Linked DNA regions of Homo sapiens: region 1 is linked to region 2. A link is an interaction called in ENCODE POLR2A ChIA-PET data of the cell type or tissue named here. Cell type or tissue: HCT116. All regions are shown on one strand. Each heading gives the region's core, and the rest is flanking DNA. Links, peaks and the distances in the headings are about the cores only.

Region 1 (2,921 bases), core at 98-2,597, 110 kb after region 2:
CTGCATGTACAATCCCTATTCATATTTCCTCTTCCTGAAATATAGGTTCATGATTTTTTTCCATTTTTCTATCTAATCTCTGCCTGTTTTTCTTTTCTTTTTTTTTTCTTTTTTTGAGATGAAATCTCTATCGCCCAGGAAGGAGTACAGTGGCACGATCTCGGCTCACTGCAATCTCTGCCTCCCAGGTTCAAGTGATTCTCCTGCCTCAACCTCCCCAGTAGCTGGGATTACAGGCACATGCCACCACGCCCAGCTAATTTTTGCATTTTTAGTAGAGACGGGGTTTCACCATGTCGTCCAGGCTGATCTCGAACTCCTGACCTCAGGTGGTCCGCAGTATTCATACAATAATATAGTATTGCTTGAATAATACAGTATTGTATGAATATTCTCCCAGTCTGTATATTTTCACATTTTAATAGAGGTTCTTAATTTTTATGTAATTGAATTTGTTAATCTTTTCTTTCATTTTAAAAACACTTTGTGTTTTACACAGTAAATCCTTCCATAGTCCCAAATACATTATTTTCTTATATTTTCTTCCAAATCATTTGACAATTGGCCTTACAGCTTTACATTTTAATTCATCAAGAAAATGTTTATGTTTATAGTGTGCAGTAAGGATGCAATTTTTCTTTTTTACGTGAGTGGAGATAACCGATGCCCCTCATCCCGCCCTGATGAATGTCTAGAGCAGCTGTGGTTACCTTGTAATAATGTGACTGCAAGCTTGAGAATAAAGGCATGACTTGACATGACTGAGGGATGGGATGCCGTCAACACTGAAGTGACCATTAGCTTTATTACAAAGCACAACTCAACATATATCATTGTATTCCCAGCACTTTGAGAGGCTGAGGCTGGCGGATCACCTGAGGTCAGGAGTTCAAGTCCAACCTGGCCAACATGGTGAAACCCCGTCTCTACTACAAATACAAAAATTAGCTGGGCATGGTGGTGGGTGCCTGTAATACCAGCTACTCAGGAGGCTGAGGCAGGAGAATTGCTTGAACCCAGGAAGTGAAGTTTGCAGTGAGCCAAGATCACAACACTGCACTCCAGCCTCCTGGGTGACAGAGCGACACTCCGTCTCAAAAAAAAAAAAAAAAAAAAAAAAAAAAAAAAAAAAAACCAACTAAAAAGAATAAGCAAATCTAGATCAACCTCCCTACTCTGATAACAGCATGAAATACGTGCTATCCTATAAGCTCTAATACAATTTTGCATACACTGAAGTCTATCTCTAGTCAAGTTTAGCTATAACCACCAGTAACTTAGTGCCATTCAAGCTGTATTTTGTGTTGCATATTTGCCAGATGACATCATTGAATAAATAGAGTGTGGCCAACAAGCCCTCAGGTTTGAAGTCGTTCTCATCCACCAGGTGGATGAATCAGCAGTGCCCGGTGTGGTTAAGGAAACTGGGCACAGTTGCATTGCATGCCTCTTCAATTAATCATGCAAATTAGCCAGTTGGGTGAGACAGTCCACTGAATCCATAATTTCATGTCTGATAAATTGAACATGTACATACAAAGAGAAATCTGAGGTCTCAGAAAACCCAGTTTTACAAAATGCATAGTTCTTTTTTAAACCAGGAAGGAAATAATTGTTCAATGGAACTCAATCCATCACTTCTGGGCCTCATAAATAACACAAGTCTTCCTTTAGAAAAGTCACAATGGGGGAAGAAAACAGGCCCACAAGCTGTATGTGCTGTATTCTCACTGACCAGATTTTGCAAGTCATTTGTTGGCTTAGAAAGTCTCTAGACCTGCTCTGTCCAAAATGGTAGGCGTTAGCCTCATATAACTGTTTAAATTTAAATGAATTAAAATTAAATAAAATTAAAACTTCAGTTCCTCACTTTGCACTAGCCACCTGTCAGGTACTCAGTAGTGCCACCCAGGGCAGCATAGATAGAACATTCCCATCATCACATAGAGTCTTTGGATAGAACTATTCTATACATTTTCTTCCAGTCTATGCACAGGGTTCTAACATTCGTGGTAGTCCTTAATGGTTTACCAAGTGTTTTCTCATCCTCATAACATTATTGGTAGAAAGCCAATAATATTTTATTAATAGCCAATAATAATTTATTCCAAATTTCTTTATCAATTGCTGAGTAGCAGATTCCCTCAAAACATAGCAATTTAAACAACAAACATTTGTTAACTCCCATCATTTCTGATGGTCAGGGGTCTGGGTGTGGTCGGCTGGGTGATGTGGCTCAGGGGCCCTCATGAGGGCACAAGTCAAGATGTCTGCTGGGGCTGCAGTCATCTGAAGGTACAGCTAGGGCTGGGGACCCACTTTCTAGCTCACTCATGTGGCTGTTAGAAGAAGCCTTCCATTCCTCATCACGTGGGCTTCTGGCTTTCCCCAGAGTGAATAACAGGAGAGACTATGAGAGCGAGAGCGAGAGAGAGCCAGGAGAGACCTCGGTGTCTTTTATAGTTGCTGAGGGTTGAATGTGTCCCCCAGAGCTCAGGTGTTGAAAACATGATCCCCAAGGTGGCCGTGTTGGGAGGTGGGGCCTAGGGAGAGGTATTTGGGCATGGCGGCATCACCCTCATGAACAGATTAAGGCTATTATGGAGGGAGTGGGTTCCTTATAAAAACACAAGTTCAATCTCCTCTTGTTCTTTCTCTTGCCTTCTCTCACCCTCTCACCTTCCACCATGGAATGCTGATAAAGAGAAGGCCCTTGCCAGGTGCTGGGCCCTCAGTCTTGGACTTCTCAGCTTCCAAGGGCGTGAGCCAAGCAATTTCTGTTCATTGTAAATTACCCAGTCTGTGCTATTCTATTACAGCAGCACAAAATGGACTAAGACAATAACCTAATCTCAGAAGTGACATCCTGTCCTTTCTGTATTATTCTATTACACAGACCCTGGTGGATAAGAGATGGGGGA
Region 2 (2,921 bases), core at 95-2,594:
TCCGTGGTAATTTTATCCCATCCCTGCAATTGGATACAGTACAATGCTATTTAGAGGAAAGTAGAAGGGAAGTTCAGTGCATTACAATGTGCAAACTATAATTTCAGTCCCAATTTTCAGAAATTGTTCCGTTAGAAAAAATAACTTCACTGGAAGATTCAGCCCTGCACTATTTTTACACAACTCTCTAGGCATGTAAACTTAAAAGGCCTGAATTGCACAAAGAAATGATTTTCTGTTTGTTTTGTTAAGAACTCAGTTCCCTTAGCACTCAAGTGGAGAATGAAGAGATTGTCCTTTTTTTTTTTTTTTTTTTAAGATGACACTGTGATATCCAGAAGTGAGACAGGAAATTATAGCATTTGCCATTCGTCCAGGACTTAATGAGGCTAACTCATGTGCAAGTCACCATTTTAGACTATGAGATCGAATTTTAAGAAGAACATCCCATCACTTGAGCTATTTAATATGTCCTAGGGATTGCAAAATACAATAAAAACAAATACTTTTTGGATAATATTGCCACACAATATTACAATTCACAAATAACTATGTGGAGGAAGTCACCTAAGAAAGACGATGTTCAGGCTGGGCGTGGTGGGCCACATCTGCAATCCCAGCACTTTGGGACCCAAAAGCAGGAGGATCATCTGAGGCCAGGAGTTTGAGACAAGCCTGAGCAACAGAGCAAGACCCCATCTCCATAAACATTTTAAAAATTAGCCGAGCATGGTGGTGCACGCCTGTAGTCCCAGCTACTTGGGAGGTCAAGGCAGTAAGTTCACTTGAATCCAGGAGGTCGAGCTTGCAGTGAGCTATGATCCCACCACTATACTCCAGCCTAGGCAGCAGAGTGACATCCTGTCTCTAAAAGGAAAAAAAAAATGTACAAAAGACATGGTGGGGAGGTAGGGGGGTGGGGATGTGGTCGAATGAGCTTTTGGTGTGTCTTGAGTTGAGAATCTTCCTAAACTTTTAATCCCCAGGGAAAGGAATTTTAAAAACATAGTTCTTTCTTAGACATCACTGAACAACCTGCCTTTTAAGGTCTGCCATGAGGTATAACACATGAAATTGTTCAAAGGTAAGGAAATAGAGCGTGACAGGTGAGAAAAACATCTAACACATTCCTTCTCTTCTCTAACAGGTTTTCCTTGTGTTAACTCCCTTCTTCCCCCTTTGCTGTGGTGTCTACACAATCGGGCACTTTCTCTTCCAAACGCTGAGCCCTCATAAGTGCTCCCTGACGGAGGACTTAACAGAGAAGCAGTTGAAAGTAGACTTGGCTTCTGGCTCCTAAGATGATAAGAAAACTTTGCCATTTCCCCTTCATGTCCACTAGCTTTATCAGATGGAAGAAATGAGTGAATGACTCACAGTCACTAGCAAATCACAGGCGGAGGAGGCAGGGGCTGCCTTAGAGCCCTGTGGACTTCAGCGTGGCCTTTTGTCTCCCATGCCACAGCCTGTGTGGGACACATGGCAGGGACATCAGGGAGGCAGCCACTCTTGGCCCGCTCATCACCACCATCCACGAGACTCCACAGGTTCCACGAGGGGCATTAAAAATAACCCTGTCTACATGGGAGGCCTTACAAGAGTGGTGACCAGCATGACTCATTTTTATCTCTGTGGAAAAAGGAGGAAGTTGTTTATGTGGAGGGTGCTGCCTGCTGTAACAGGTCAAGGCATAATGAGAGAGCTCCAAATATTTAAAAGAATGAGCAATAGAAAGCAGTTTCCCCATTGCATTTTTACATTTTAACAAAGGAATGTTGAGACTTAAAGCATTCATTTTTACTTTAAAGCAGTTTCCCAGGCTATAAACTTTGACAGGTTTTCACACAAGTAGCAGACACTAATTTGAAATAAAACTAAATTCCATGCTGCTTGAAGTGAGCTGAAATAGATAATTCCACATAGTTTAAGAATTAAAATGTGTTATTCTTGGGGTCATTGCATTCTTGCAAGGTGGAAATTATTACATAATATTTCTCTGTGACAGCCTCCTCTTTGGGGTCATGAAAATAACATTTACCTTAAATGATCCATGCCAACATCGCTATACAATCAATAGCAACACTGTGTGGTTTTGAATCAGATGTACTTCTGATAACTGCCGTATAAAATGCATGAGCCTCACTTTTCCAACCCAAAATGAAAGTCGACATAGAAAAACAGCAAAAGATGTCAACAGACTGAACTCACACAGAGGGGAAAAAAGGAAAAAAACTTAGACAATGAAGGGTTGGCTTTGAAGTGGTCCATTCTTTATTAAGCTAAGGGACAGCCTGAATCCCTAGCATAGTTTACTTAATCCAGGTCCTTAAAAAGTTTTGGATTCGATTCAGATATGGTGAGCTCCTAAGCTGAACATTTCCACAGCTGACATGACTTCCTGGCTAGTGAGCTCGGCATTAGAAATGTCTGCAGGATACAGTCCACAGTGGCACAGCACAGAAAACCGGCGCTCCTCCCTCCTATTCCCAGGCTCCTGAGTGATACAATCAAGAGGGAACTGGGATTTGTAAGAAAGAAACAGAATCGACCTCCCATTGTGAATTTAGCCTCTCAGTCAGATTTTGAGCAAAAGTAAAGCAACAAAAACAAAAGTGCCAAGGAAGAATCCAGCCCTTTGTGCAGTTTCTCTTTCAGTAACCCCTTCCCAGCAGGCTTGGTTATCACAATGAGAAGTTAGAGACAACAAAATTAGCTATCTTTGAAGGCTACGTATGTTATGATATATGAGCCAACTGAAAACTAATTAACAGTTAAAAACGATTAGGCTGTGGCCAGGCACAGTGGCTCACGCCTGTAATCTCAACACTTTGGGAAGCTGAGACGAGGGGAAGGACTACTTGAGGCCAGGAGTTTGAGGCCGCAGTGAGCTAGGAGCACTCCATCCTGGGTCACAAAGCAAG

Evidence for each region. ChIA-PET counts read pairs that join two places held together with the same protein. Peaks named below come from ENCODE experiments on the same cell type or tissue, not always from the same donor. Only the 100,000 strongest peaks of a DNase experiment are listed, where the experiment ranks them.
Region 1: POLR2A ChIA-PET joins it to region 2 with 7 read pairs; 6 of 35 experiments call an interaction of 5 or more read pairs at or near these places.

What each region holds. Positions count from the first base shown.
Region 1 is chr4:186,734,491-186,737,411 of GRCh38, reverse strand. No RefSeq gene overlaps it. Among named protein-coding and RNA genes, the nearest start is that of FAT1, 12 kb to the right of the region's middle. In HCT116, for the core only: no CTCF peak of the experiment used is centred there; a DNase peak (open chromatin) is centred at 1,391; H3K4me3 peaks cover 1,097 bases; H3K27ac peaks cover 2,500 bases.
Region 2 is chr4:186,843,956-186,846,876 of GRCh38, reverse strand. The region is part of intron 1 of LOC102723906 (a long non-coding RNA gene); the gene reads right to left. Among named protein-coding and RNA genes, the nearest start is that of FAT1, 120 kb to the right of the region's middle. In HCT116, for the core only: no CTCF peak of the experiment used is centred there; DNase peaks (open chromatin) are centred at 1,226, 1,616 and 2,457; H3K4me3 peaks cover 2,444 bases; H3K27ac peaks cover 2,500 bases.